Linked DNA regions of Homo sapiens: region 2 is linked to region 1. Evidence: read pairs that join two places in POLR2A ChIA-PET (ENCODE). Cell type or tissue: PC-9. All regions are shown on one strand. Each heading gives the region's core, and the rest is flanking DNA. Links, peaks and the distances in the headings are about the cores only.

The links. Peaks named below come from ENCODE experiments on the same cell type or tissue, not always from the same donor. Only the 100,000 strongest peaks of a DNase experiment are listed, where the experiment ranks them.
Region 2: POLR2A ChIA-PET joins it to region 1 with 5 read pairs; 2 of 35 experiments call an interaction of 5 or more read pairs at or near these places.

What each region holds. Positions count from the first base shown.
Region 1 is chr15:56,801,860-56,810,230 of GRCh38, forward strand. No RefSeq gene overlaps it. Among named protein-coding and RNA genes, the nearest start is that of ZNF280D, 73 kb to the left of the region's middle. RefSeq lists an enhancer at 4,974-5,143. In PC-9, for the core only: no CTCF peak of the experiment used is centred there; a DNase peak (open chromatin) is centred at 4,122; H3K4me3 peaks cover 666 bases; H3K27ac peaks cover 705 bases.
Region 2 is chr15:57,047,061-57,052,060 of GRCh38, forward strand. The region is part of intron 3 of TCF12 (transcription factor 12); the gene reads left to right. Among named protein-coding and RNA genes, the nearest start is that of TCF12, 130 kb to the left of the region's middle. In PC-9, for the core only: no CTCF peak of the experiment used is centred there; no DNase peak of the experiment used is centred there.

The DNA of each region.
Region 1 (8,371 bases), core at 2,021-7,020:
TTTACCTGGGTTTAGAACTACTTGGCAAGTCTTAGCTATGAAAAAGTCTTTTTCCCCTCCATGGAGCAAACACTTGAAGAAATTTTCATACCTTGTAATTAGAAGGACAAATTATTATTTTTATTATTTTTGTACTAAGCATCCCTTTCTATCTTCTTATGGTTACTGTGTCCCTTCTCCTCACTTCCTTTCCCCACAAACATGCACATGTCCTTTGGAAAACTACTTGTCCTTTGATTCCTAGGTTTCTATCCCTGCCCCCAAGAAGCTATATAGCCCCCACAACTGGTCAATCATAATTCCTTATCTTCCTGGGGTTTGGCACATGACCTACCAAGATAAAACTTCTGCCCTTGAGTTTTATAAAGGGGCTATGGAGAGGAAAGCTCTTTTAATCTCCTGAGTTTGCCAAGCTGTGTTAATGTAAGTGTGAATTTGTTAGCCCACCCCTCACATCTCATTCCTACCAAACCACAAAAAGTCATCTGTCTTCAGTAGATGTGGTTGAAAGAATCACATACGAAAATACAGCCTGGAGAGAGACAGGAAGATCTAGCAATGTTTTATGTCTCTAGACTTCTCCAAGCCACCATCACCTTGTATTTCTTTTTAATAAGAGCCAATAAATTCCCTTTTAATTTTCAGTTTTTTTGAATTGGGTTTTTACCACTTGCAACCAAACAAGATACTATATGCAAAACTTGAAGAACTAACTCTAAAACTGACAGGAGTACGTTTTAAAATTGAAGCCCTTCCCCTGCAAACACCTCACCAGCACCTCAGTTCTTAAAGCATATTAGAACATCAATAGTACCTGTAAACCCAACATTTTGGGAAGCTGAGGCTGGAAGATCACCTGAGACCAGGAGTTTGAGACCAGCCTGGACAACATAGTGAGACCCTTGATCTACAAAAGACTTTTGAAATTAGCCCGGTGTGATGGAGTGTGCCTGTAGTCCTAGCTACTCAGGAGGCTGATGCAGGAGGATCACTTGAGCCCAGGAGTTCGAGGGTGCAGAGAGCCATAACTGAGCCACTGCATTCCAGCCTGGGTGAGAGAGTGGGATCAAGAAAGAAAAAGAGAGAAAGGAATGAAGGAAGGAAAGAAGGAAGGAAGGAAGGAAAAGAAAGAGAAAAAGAGAAAGAAAAGAACATGAACATCAATAGAAGCCATGAGTGTGTGTCTTTGTGTCTCCCATTGCATCATGTGCTAGATGTCTAGGAGCCTGCAGCAGGGTCCCTTGTACACTAGAGGATTGTGTTAATAGAGATTAGAGTGTATCCAGCTGAAGGGGATTTCAGAAAGAAAAGAGATTATTTCTTTTCTCTTTATGCAATGCATAAAAAAATTATGGGAGAAATGTCAACACTTATTCCTGGAGGTTATGTAGAGTGGTAAGCTATTTTTTTCTGAAAGGAGAAGATTTAGGGAAATTTAGCCAAGCATGAAAGGTGATTTGTTCCAAATCCTTTCATACATGTACCTGAGTAAACCCAAACAATGTAAGTGTCTTCTGGCTGGTTCCAAAAGGAACTAAAATTTATCTGAAACTGAGACCATAACTCCCAAACCTGGTATTCTTTTAGTACTTCTTATCAGTATAATGTCACGGCCATTTATCCAATTTATGTGTAAGACAGAAACCGAGGGGTTATCTTTAATAACTTCTTGGTCTTCATTTCCTTCAAATCCAGTGAGTCACTGAGTTGCATCCATTTCATCTTCCACATGTCTCTTAAATCTCTCTGCTTATTCCCAATTCTTCTGTGATTTCCTCTGTCCAGGCTATCATCACACTGGATTACTACTCTAACCCACTAACTGTTCTTCCCTGCATGCAGTCTTGATCCACTCCAAGCCGTTTCAGACCATTTTCTACTCCAAAGCCCATCTTGCTTTGTTGTTGTCATTAATGCAGATCTGTTTATGTTATTTTTTCCTTTCTCAATCTCCTTAAAAATCTCCAAAGTATGTTGGATATCTGATCATGTCTGTCCAGAAAATTTCTATCCTCCTTATGACAGTAACACCCTAAGTTTATTTTAGGAAACCACCTCTCCCCAAGGTGGTTTGAGTGGGATTACCCCCATCTCCAGCTCCAGAGTTATGGATTCCCTAATTGGCTTCCCTAGCCACAGAGATAATGTTAGGGGAGGGCACTTAACCCATACCTAAACCATGTAGAGCACAGCATTCCCCTAGCCAAAGAATGGCTTCAGAGTGGGCATATGATTTAAGCAAATCCAATCAGAAAGATTGACTAGTTCTTGGGACCATGGTAGGAGCCAGACTGAAGATTAAGGATAAGGGTAGAGTCATGGGATCCAAAAGAGCCAGAACTGGGGCAGGAAAAGATCATCACCCTATGAATAAAACTTGTCCTTAGAGTGGGATCTGAACTCTGGACTTCACCATAACATAAGCCAATGGTTCTTTTTCTGCCTTTCTTTATTTTATGAAGAAAGGCTGGATTGAATTTTCTATTACTGGCAACCGAAAGGTTCTTAGCTATTATTCATCCAAGCTAATGTATTATTGCACGTAGAATAAAGGCAAAGTTCTTAATATAGCTTGAAGCACATTTGCATTTGCTGCCTGAGCTCTAGCCACAGAGGCCTATGTTTAACTTTTGTTCATGCCCTTCCCTCTTCCTGAAACCTTCCTGGCCTCCCACACACCCAATATTATGCATTTTGTCTTACTTATGCTTTAACTCTCAGCTCAAATTCCTTTCGTGACCCCTTAAACAGACAAAATCCCCTTAATATTCACTCTGAAAGTCCAGGAAGGATTCAATTTTGGTACTTATAAAAATATTTGTGAGATTATTTCATAAATGTCTGTCTCTCTCACTTAACTCTAAGTTACATGTAAGAAACTCTCCATAAGTTTCAGTTAACAACACACTATCAAATAACAACTTGAATTATACTTGAAAGGAAGAAGAAAGTCATAGTAAATATCACTGGTTCACTCACAAAATGAAAATAGGTTAATAAAATTTATTTTAAAGCCATCGTAGGAGGAATTTTCCTGGTCACATCCAAGCAACTTATAAAAATGGGAAAATTTAAAAACAGATGTATCAGAAACACATATTATTTTATCTAGAAAATAAATTAAATAGTGGAATTAACATCTTTTTATTGTAGAAGATTAAAGAATAAATTTGTCTTTAATGTAATTCAACCAAAGGGGGCAGAATACAACCAATGCATTAATTTAGAAGTGGATGGAATGATTTGGGGAAAAAAAAACCAGGATTTCTGGCAAGTTTCCCCTTCTGATTCAGAGCTGCAACAAAGAAGCTGTTAAAATGTTTGCAATTTCGTTTCAGTGTTGGATCAAATAATATACACGTGCAGCTATTGGAAAAAAGATTTTGAAATGATTTTGTTGTATTACAACTTACGCAGTCCATCATGGTCAAAAGACCATTTTAGATGAATTTCAGTTTTAAGAGGTCATATTACTGCATCAGTTTTTTTTTCCCTTGCTGTTCTATCTTCACTCCAGAGAAAAAAACAGAAATGTATGGGAAGGCTAAACTAACAATGTTGTTGCTCTAATGGAAGTTTCATAAATACAACAAAATTTATTATATTCTTAGTGGAACAATACTTAGTTGTTTTCAATAATAGTTGAACAAAATATATATATTTCATGAGTCTAGACTTGGAAAGAGCTGTGACAGCACAATTAGAGACACCTAGAAAAATGCGGTATCCCCCTTACCGTGGGGGATACGTTCTAAAACCCCCAGTGGATGCCTGAAGACACAGATAGTACTAAACATGCAAGTGTACTATGCATGAATTTCTTTTTCCTTCTTCACAATTTCACAGAGGGAGGATTCATTCTTACTGTAGATCTTAGTAATCTCGGTATGTAATTTTTTTTCTTTTTTAAGTGGAGAACTTACACTTTTTCACTTAAAGAAAGCATTTTATGGATCCTCTTTGGCATATCCACCATCATCACCACTCTTGCACTTTAGGGCCATTAGTAAGTAAAATAAGGGTTACTTGAACGCAAGCACTGTGATACCACGACAGTTGATCTCATTATCAAAAAGCTACTAAATGACTAATGGGCAGGCAGCATATTCGGCGTGAATACACCGAACAAAGGGATGAGTCATGTCCCAGGCAGCATGGAGCAGAGCAGTGTGAGATTTCATCACAAAACTCAGGATAGAATGCTATAAAAAACATAGGAATTATTTATTTCTGGTATTTTCTATTTAATATTTTCAGATCACAATTGATTGTGGGTAACTGAAACCACAGAAAGTGAAACCACAGATAAGTGGGAACTACTTTAAAATCAGAATGTTTATATCTCTTAATTAATTTTTTCTCCAACCTGAAATGCCCTCCCTTCTCATTTTTGCCAAATTCAACTTCTCTTTCATTTTCAACAACACAAAAAGCTCTCACGTCATAACCTTATTGTTCTGTTTTTTTCTATACCTGTAGACTAGTACAAGTAGTACTCACCGTGTGGTATCAGTGACTTCCAATTGACAACTCAAGGACTATACTATCTGTACTCCAAATCACCTGGAAAACATTTAAAATATATCTTCCAAATTGCTCCCCACCCTGCCTCTCCCACTTTCAAGACTTGAGTCAGTAAATTAGAACATCTAAGGAATCTGCAGTCTTTAAAAATATTTTCTGGCCTGGTGTGGTGGCACACACCTGTAATCCCAGCACTTTGGGAGGTGGAGTCAGGTGGATTGCTTGAGCTCAGGAGTTCGAGACGAGCCTGCACAACATAGCAAAACCCAGTCTCTACAAAAAATACAAAAAGTAGCTGGGCGTGGCAGCCCACACCTGTAGTCCCAGCTACTCGGGAGGCTGAGGTAGGAGGATCACTTGAGCCCTGGAGTCAGAGATTGCAGTGAGCCAAGGTCATGCCACTGAACTCCAGCCTGGCAACAGAACAAGACCTTGTCTCAAAAAGTAAGTAAATAATAAAATATTTTCTGTACACCCCTGTTGATAACAGCATTATTCTCAATCTCCAAAAGGTGGAAGCAACTCATTGATAGACAGACAAACAAAATGTGGTATACACATACAATGGAATATTTTTCAGCCTTAAAAAAGAAGCACATTTTGACATATGCTACAACGTGAATGAATCTTAAAGAATTATGTTAAGTGGAATAAGCCAGTCACAAAAAGATAAATATCATATAATTCCAATTATATGAGGTACATAGATTTGTCAAATCCATATAGACAGAAAGTAGAATGGTGATAGGGGCTAAGGGAGGAGGCCACAGGAGTTATTGTTTAAGGATATGGAGTTTCAGTTTTGGAAAATGAAAAAAGTTTTAAGGATGAAAAAAGTTTTGGAAGATGAAAAATGTTAGAGATGGATGGTAGTGATGGTTGCTCAACAATGTGAATGTACTTAATACCATTGAACTATACACTTAAAAACAGTTAAGATTGTGCATTTTATGTTATGTGTATTTTAGCACAACTGAAAAAAATAGTTAAAAGGGTAAATTTTATTTTACGTATATTTAACTACAACTAAAAAAAACATTGTACGTGGGAAATGCTGGTCTCAGTTTTTTGTGTTGGTTCTTCATTCTTAATTGTCATAATATTTTATTCATTCATTTCTTTATAAATAATGCACCATGCATAATTCTAGATGCTGGAGACATAGCCATGACTAAAGCAGACAAGGTCCCTGCTCTCACAGAGCCATAATTCTACCATCTATGACATCTTATTTGTGAGGATGAGATGGTATAGCATGGGATGGAAACCCCAATTTTACAGTGGCTTTAACACTCAAGATTTTACTCTCTGATATAAAATATCAATTTGGCAGGGACTCAGGATCCTTCCAGCTTTGTTCTTTATCAACCCTAGGGTATGACTGTATAGACATGATCCAGTGTGACTGCTGAATAGAGCTGGTCTTTGCATCTGTATTCCTACCAGCAGGAAGGAGAAAATACAACCAAGGGCATAATCCTTATTTTAGGTATACTCTTTGAAAGTGACATCCCATTGACAATAACTTAAACAAATGGCCAAGCCTAGCTGCAAGGGAAGCTGGAAAATGCAATCTTTGTTCCTGGCAGACATGTGTTTAGCTAGAATGCAAGGGTTCTTTTACTGAAAAAGAGGAGAATGGACACTGGAAGAGAACTATCAGAATCTGCTACACAATTATTTTCCCAGCACATCTTGAATTCTTTGAAGGATAAGAGGTCTCTCAACACGTAGAATTAAAAGGAAGAGCCCCTAAGGGGAAAGCAAAAAGATAATTTGAAATGATATCCCTCTGAGGGCTTCACCCCTGGAACAGCCCACTTCCTATTGGGAACATTTCCTTTTGATATGTAGACCTATGAACTAAAGAAACAAAACTCTCTTGCACATTCCCAACATGCAGTAATGGAACAGGTAGAAAATACTGCTATGAACATTGCTTTTTAAAAAGGAAGAAAATTGATACACACAGGATTCACTGGTCCACAGCAATTTTGAAATCTAGCTGGACATATGTTGCCAGTTCCTTGATTAAAGGATCAATTCTACTGCCTGGGAACAATTCACTTTGGCTCTTGGCTCTACCCTCTTGGCCATCTTCATTTTCCATGGAAAATAGCCCATGTTTATGGCTGAGTAATTTTTGCAGCCTGTTTCTGCCCACAGAAATTTGGATTTCATTTTGTATTTTCTATATCTTTCAGTCCAAGTTGATATAATTCTTTTAAAATCTTTGAGTTTTTAATGAATTATATTATAATCCACTCCATTAAACAGAATTCTTACCCAAAGGTCTCCTTCAAGATAAGCCCTTCTCTACCTTGGTCTTCCTATTAGGCTCCCAAGGGACAACATCTTTAAGATTCTTATAAGCCCTTTTTTGATAAAGGTGATCTGTGGGATATGCCCTTAAGATCCTTAGAGGATCTTTTATCTGACTAAATTGTTCTCTGAGGAATCACTTGAGATTTTTCTGAGATCATATCAAAGGATCTTATTGTTCTTACCTAGGTTTCATCTTTGCCTTGAAGCATTTTCCTTAATTGACAATCTTACAGAGCCTAGAAGTGACAGTTTTATTTTCAAATTCAGTTTTGTGTTCATCTTATTTCTTTCTTCTCATCTTTTACCGTAAACAAGAAGAAATAGCCAGAGGGCACCTTCAACATTCTTCCAGTGAATCTCCTTAGCTAGATAATTCAGTTCATTGGGTATAATTTCTGCTTTCTACTTTATTACAGGTCCTTGTGTTGCTAAACATTCTGCCACTAAATAACAAAGATCTTCCTCCAATTTCCAAGAACTTTTTCTTACTTTACTTCAAGCTCTCTCTACAAGCCTTCTTGAGGACCATCAGACTCTTCTACCAGTATCTTCATGGTCCTTCCAACTTCCACCTTCTTCCCCAAAGCCACTATCATATTTTTAGATTTTTATTACAACACCCCGCTTCCAGGTAAAAACCTGTTCCAGTTTCTATGGCTGCAAAATAAATTACCCCAAAACTTAGTGGCTTAAAACAGCCATTTATTAGGCTCATGGATTCTGTGGGTCAGGAACTTTGAGGTAGTGACTTGTCTCTAGGTTAAAAGATTTGTGAGATGGAAGACAAAGGTTGGGGATGGGAATCATCTGAAGTCTCATCCCTCACATGTATGGCACCTGATACAAACCGTTCACTGGGGACCTTGGTCCTTCTGCCTGTGATTTCTTTGCATGGGCTAGTTTTAGCTTCCTCATAGCATGGCGGCTGGGTTCTAAGAGAGAGTACCCTGCAAAAGAGCCTGATGATAGCTAAATTGCTTTCTGTGACTTAAACTTGGAAGTCACAAAGTGTTATTTCTACTTTATTCTATCAGTAAAGACAGTCACAAGGCCCATTCAAGTTTAAAGACTCGTCTTCTTGAGGGAGAAGTGACAATATTCTAGTGGAGTATATGGGACCAGAAATAATGCTGTGGCCACTTTGGAAAACACAGGAGAAGCCTAGGAAGGTACTCCTTTCATTGAGCTCTTGGATAATAAGCTCATCTCAGGCTCTGCTTCTAGAGAACCCAACTGCATTAGTTTCAAGGGCTGCCATAATGAAGTACCACAAGGTGGGTGGTAGAAACAAGAGAAATTTATTGTCTCACAGTTCTCACAGAGAAACTTATTGTCTCACAGAGATCCGAGATCAAGGTGTTAACAGGGTTGGATCATTCTGAGGGATGTCTTCCACACCTTGCCTTTCCTTTCTGGTGGTTTGCTGACAATCTTGGCATTCCTTGGCTTGTAGGAGCATCACTTCACTGTTTGCCTTATCTTCACATAGTGTTCTCACTGTGTGCATCTTGCTGTATCCAAA
Region 2 (5,000 bases), core at 1-5,000, 240 kb after region 1:
AGGGAGGAACATGGCTAATTCAGCTAAAGGACACAGAGCAAACTCAGAATAAATTCATACTTAAGGAAATACTGTCACCTATAAGTATTTTGCCAGCGTTTTGCTGTTGACATTGCTTTTTCTAACGGGTTTTACATACTTGATAGGTATTCTATATAATACTTAGAATATTTAAAATGGTGCTTAGTAGTACAAACAAGTTACTTTATCATAGATGTTTGTAGAATAAATGGAGAGATTTTAGCCCTTCACTTGTAATTCAAGGTTAGCAAAGGGAAGTGTGTTCTATAAATAGTTCTGTTAAGTTACTGTCTTCTATTGCTATCTTGATTACCAGCTTACTTTGAGAAAGATTGAACAAGATAAGTGATTTTTGTATACCTAAAACTATTCAACAATAATAATTTGAGTGGTTTAATAAGGATTCTTAATATAAGAAATTGTAATGGGGGTAGATGAGCAAAAATTGGTTGACTTATGGAGATCTCTGCCTTGAGCAGCAATTGATTATCTTGCAATATTACAAAAATGCCAGAAAATAATTCTTGATTTTTCACCCTTCTTCTCTATTTGGATTGTGAGAGAAAATATTTTTGAAAATTTTATAAAGAAAATATTAGCCTCAACTGAAAAAACCTTTTTTCCTCTTGAATATCAGTATAAATATACAATATCTCAAAACATACCCCCATTGTTGTGTGTCACTTAATAACGGCCATATGTTTTGAGAAATGCCTTGTTAGGCGATTTCATTCTATTGCTAACATCATAAAGAGTACAGTGCCTACACAAACTTAGATGGTATAGCTTACTACACACCTAAGGTTGTATGGCATAGCCTTTTGTTCTTAGACTACAAACCAGTACCCTATGACTGTACTGAATACAGTGGGCAGTTGTAACACAGTGATGAGTATTTGTGTATCTAAACATAGAAAAGGTACAATAAAAATACAGTATTATAATCTTCTGGGACCACTGTCATATATGCCTTCCATAGTTGTTATGTGGTGCATGACTTTATTTACATATGAATTTTCTACCTTTCATCTGCATTAAATTTCTAAAAATAACATTGCATTTACCTTCTCAATCTATAAATTTAATTAATTTCCTGGATGTAATTGGATGGGCTTACCAATCATAAGCCAGCACTCATATTCCTCCCCTGAAGTTTTTTTGTTTGTTTGTTTGTTTTGTTTTGTTTTGTTTTGTTTTTGAGACAGAGTCTCGCTGTGTCGCCCAGGCTGTAGTGCAGTGGCGCGATCTCGGCTCACTGTAAGCTCCGCCTCCCAGGTTCACGCCATTCTCCTGCCTCAGCCTCACAAGTAGCTGGGACTACAGGCACCCGCCACCACGCCCGGCTAATTTTTTGTATTTTTAGTAGGGGCGGGGTTTCACCATGTTTCCCAGGATGGTCTCCATCTCCTGACCTCATGATCTGCCCTCCTCGGCCTCCCAAAGTGCTGGGATTACAGGTGTGAGCCGCTGCACCCAGCCTCCTCCACTGAAGTTTTAATTGTGGTGGAGGACTAAGTCTTACTTTGTATCTTGCAAAAGACATGGCACTCTCTATCATTTAGGTAGATTTTTTTTCAACCTATCATTTTGGTTTGTATCGAGTTACAATTTTAATGAACATAATTTGCTGCTGTTTGTTTGATTTCTGTATGTACCCATTATCCTCTGGAAACCCACAAGAATGTGAGTAAAACATGAATATTGGGAAAAATTTATATATGGTGAAATAAGTGTATCTTAAATGTATAACTCAGTAAGCTTGATAAATGCATACACCCATCATCAATATCAAGATGTTTATATCATCAAGATATAAAACGTTTCCCTTATAACATGTAGAAGATACAATGGAGGGCTTCCAGCATTGAACACTTACTTCTCCAGCTGCTGGAAGTGTTGGTGAATGACTCACCAAAGTTGCTTTTCAAGAGTTACCCTCTGCTAAAGAGAGCCATGTTGACCGTGGTCACGTCCACTTTCTGGGGGCTGCCTATATCCACTTTCTGGGGGCCGTGGGATGGAGGGAGAGGTATAAAGGTCTTGGCCCACTTGCAGCAATTTGGGACAGTTCTCAAATGTCATCCCAGCTCCAGAACTTCCCATGTGATCAGTTGAGGCATTTGTTGCTATGTAGTTCAATTCATCTTCTCCCTCTACCCCTTTGTGCTTCCTTCAACTCATAGGTTGAGCATGAGAGAGCATTTTTCAGTGGATTTATTTTATAGATACTTCCGTCTGCTTCCCAGGAACTACCCAGCAGCACTCCAGAAAGATGTCTCATGTCTGCTTCCAGTCAACCCTTACCTACTCCAAACAACCATTGTTTTGATTTCTGTCACCATAGATTAGTTTCGTTACTTCTGGAATTTGCACATTGATGGAATGAAATAGTATGTCCTCTTTTGTGTCTGGCTGCTTTTGCTCACAAGATTTATCCACGTTGTTGTGTGTATTAGCAGTTTGTTCTTTCTGTTGCTGAATAGTAGTATTTCATTGTATCAATAAACCATCATACATTTATCCCCTTGGGTATCTATAGACATTAGGGCTGTTTCAAGTTTTTGGCTATTACAAATAAAGCTGCTATAAACAGTTTTGTGTAATTCTGTTTGTAGATACATATTTTCATTTACCGTGAACTGGAATTTCTAGGTCAGAGTTGAGAAGTATTTTAATATTCTGAAAAATTGCTTGTTTCCCAGACTGATTTTACTGCGACAGTTGTAGTTGCTCTGCATTCTCTCTAATTCTTGTTCTAATTGATATATTTAGTTTTGTAACATTACTATTTGTTTTCTTTTGCGCCATTAATTATTTTGTGCCTTTGTTTTGCCCTTTCTGACTTATTAATCAAATATTTTTTGTATTCAGTTTTAATTCCTCAACGTGGCTTTTTAGCTGGACCTCCTTCAGTTATTTTTAGGGGTTCCTCTAGGAATTACAGTATACAGTCTTATCACAGTTTACTCGGAGCTTATAGTTTACTATGTCAATGTAAAATTAAGGATCTTGAAAAGTATTATTCTGTATACCTCTTCCTATTCTTTGTCATACAAATGTTGCAAGGTTTTCAAAACAACTGTAGTTTCTGCTTTGAACAATCACGTGCATTTTAAAGAAAATAGAGGATAAATCATCTTTATTCGTACTCACATATTTGCCATCTGTATGCTTTCTTTTTTTTTATAGTTGTGAATTTTATCTGGTATTATTTTCCTTCAGCCTAAAAACTCTATTTAGTATTTCTTGTAGTTTGGGTTTCTAGTCAGTGATTCTGAGGTGACATGAGCATCCTTCATGCTTAAAGGATGTCATTCCTTTATTGTTTCTGATAAGTCTTCGTATCATTTTGCTCTTATGTAATTTATCTTTTTTCTCTCTGGTGAATTGAAGATTTCTTTCTTTGCGTTTGCACTTTAACATTTTTACTATTGGTGCATTGATGAGGTTTGCTTTGTAGTTCTCTCCTACTTAGAGACTGCCGAGTTCATTGGATCTACAGTTTTTTCACTGATTTGGGGAAATTTTTGCCAGTTTTTTTCTCTTAAATACTTTTGGTACTCTCATTACATGCATTTAGACCATTTAATGCTATCTAACAGGTAGCTGAAACTATTAATTTTTTCATTATTTTTTGTGCTTTAATATTGAATAATTTTATATTGATGTGTGTTCAGTTTTACTTACCATTTCTTCTGCTGCTCCAGTCCATTGTTAAGCTTATCCAGTGAAATTTTCATTTCAGATATTGTGCTTGTCAGTGCTAGAATTTTCTTTTTTTAAATGGTTTTCTGTCTTAAGAGCCTCCATTTGTTCATTCATTTTGACTGTCTTTTTCTTAAAGTGTTTGAATATTTATAATAGCTGCTTTAAAATCCTTTTCTTATTCCACCATCTTTGTCATCCTCGGATATGTTGACTAATGGTCACATTTTTATTTCACCACACATGTAGTAATTTTTAATTTCATATTGGAAAATGTAGGTGATATGTTGTAGAAGTTTTGGCTTTTGTTAATTTTTGCAGAGTTTTGTTTTTGCTCTGGTAGGTAGTTAAATTATTGGTTGATTATCTTGAGGCATGGTTTTATGCTTTGTTAAGGCAGGTCTGTAGAAAGCCCAAATTATTTACCAAGCCTTTCTAGTTAGTCTCTGCTGTGGTGCCCAGCATCTGAAATCTGTGATCAGTTATTTTAGCGTTCCACCTGTTGCTTTTAGTTGGGATTCTTGTATTCTTCCTCACGTTTATGTTGAGAGGTCATAAAGATTGGAGGGGAAATTAAATGTAAATTTTTGAACCTTCCTCAGCTGTGGCTTTCTGCTCCCTTGTGTTTCCCATCCGTAATTTCCAGTCACATTGGCATTCTCAAATTCTGTTTTCTGGATGCTGCCTTTTCTGCCTCCTCTCCTTCTTTTTTTTTTAAGTAGAGATGAGTTCTTGCTATGTTGCCCAGGCTGTCTCGAATTCCTAGACTTGAAGTGATCCTCCTGCCTCTGCTTCCCAAAGTGCTGGGATTACAGGCATGAGGCACCACGCCCAGCCTATTTTCTGACTTCTTAAGCAGAGAAGACACTGGCTTTCTGCTTGTCCAGCCACCACATTGCCATGTTGACTGGGGAGTGCCTTCATTTAACCATATAGATTTGGATCTTACCCAGAGAGTCTGGTTTTGTTCTTTGCTTTCTAGTTTCAGGTCTTATGTTTAAGTCTTTAATCCATTTTCAGTTGAATTTTTCATATGATGTGAGATCAGCATCCAATTTCATTCTTTTGCATGTGGACGTCCAGTTTTCCCATTGCCATTTTTAGAGACTATCCTTTCCCTATTATGTATTCCTTGTCAAAGAGCAGTTGACCATACACACATGGATTTCTGGGTTCTCTATTCTGTTCCATTGGTCTATGTGTCTGTTTTTAATGGCATGACTTTATGTCTGGACCATACTGTTTTAATTACTAGAGCTTTGTAATAATATTTT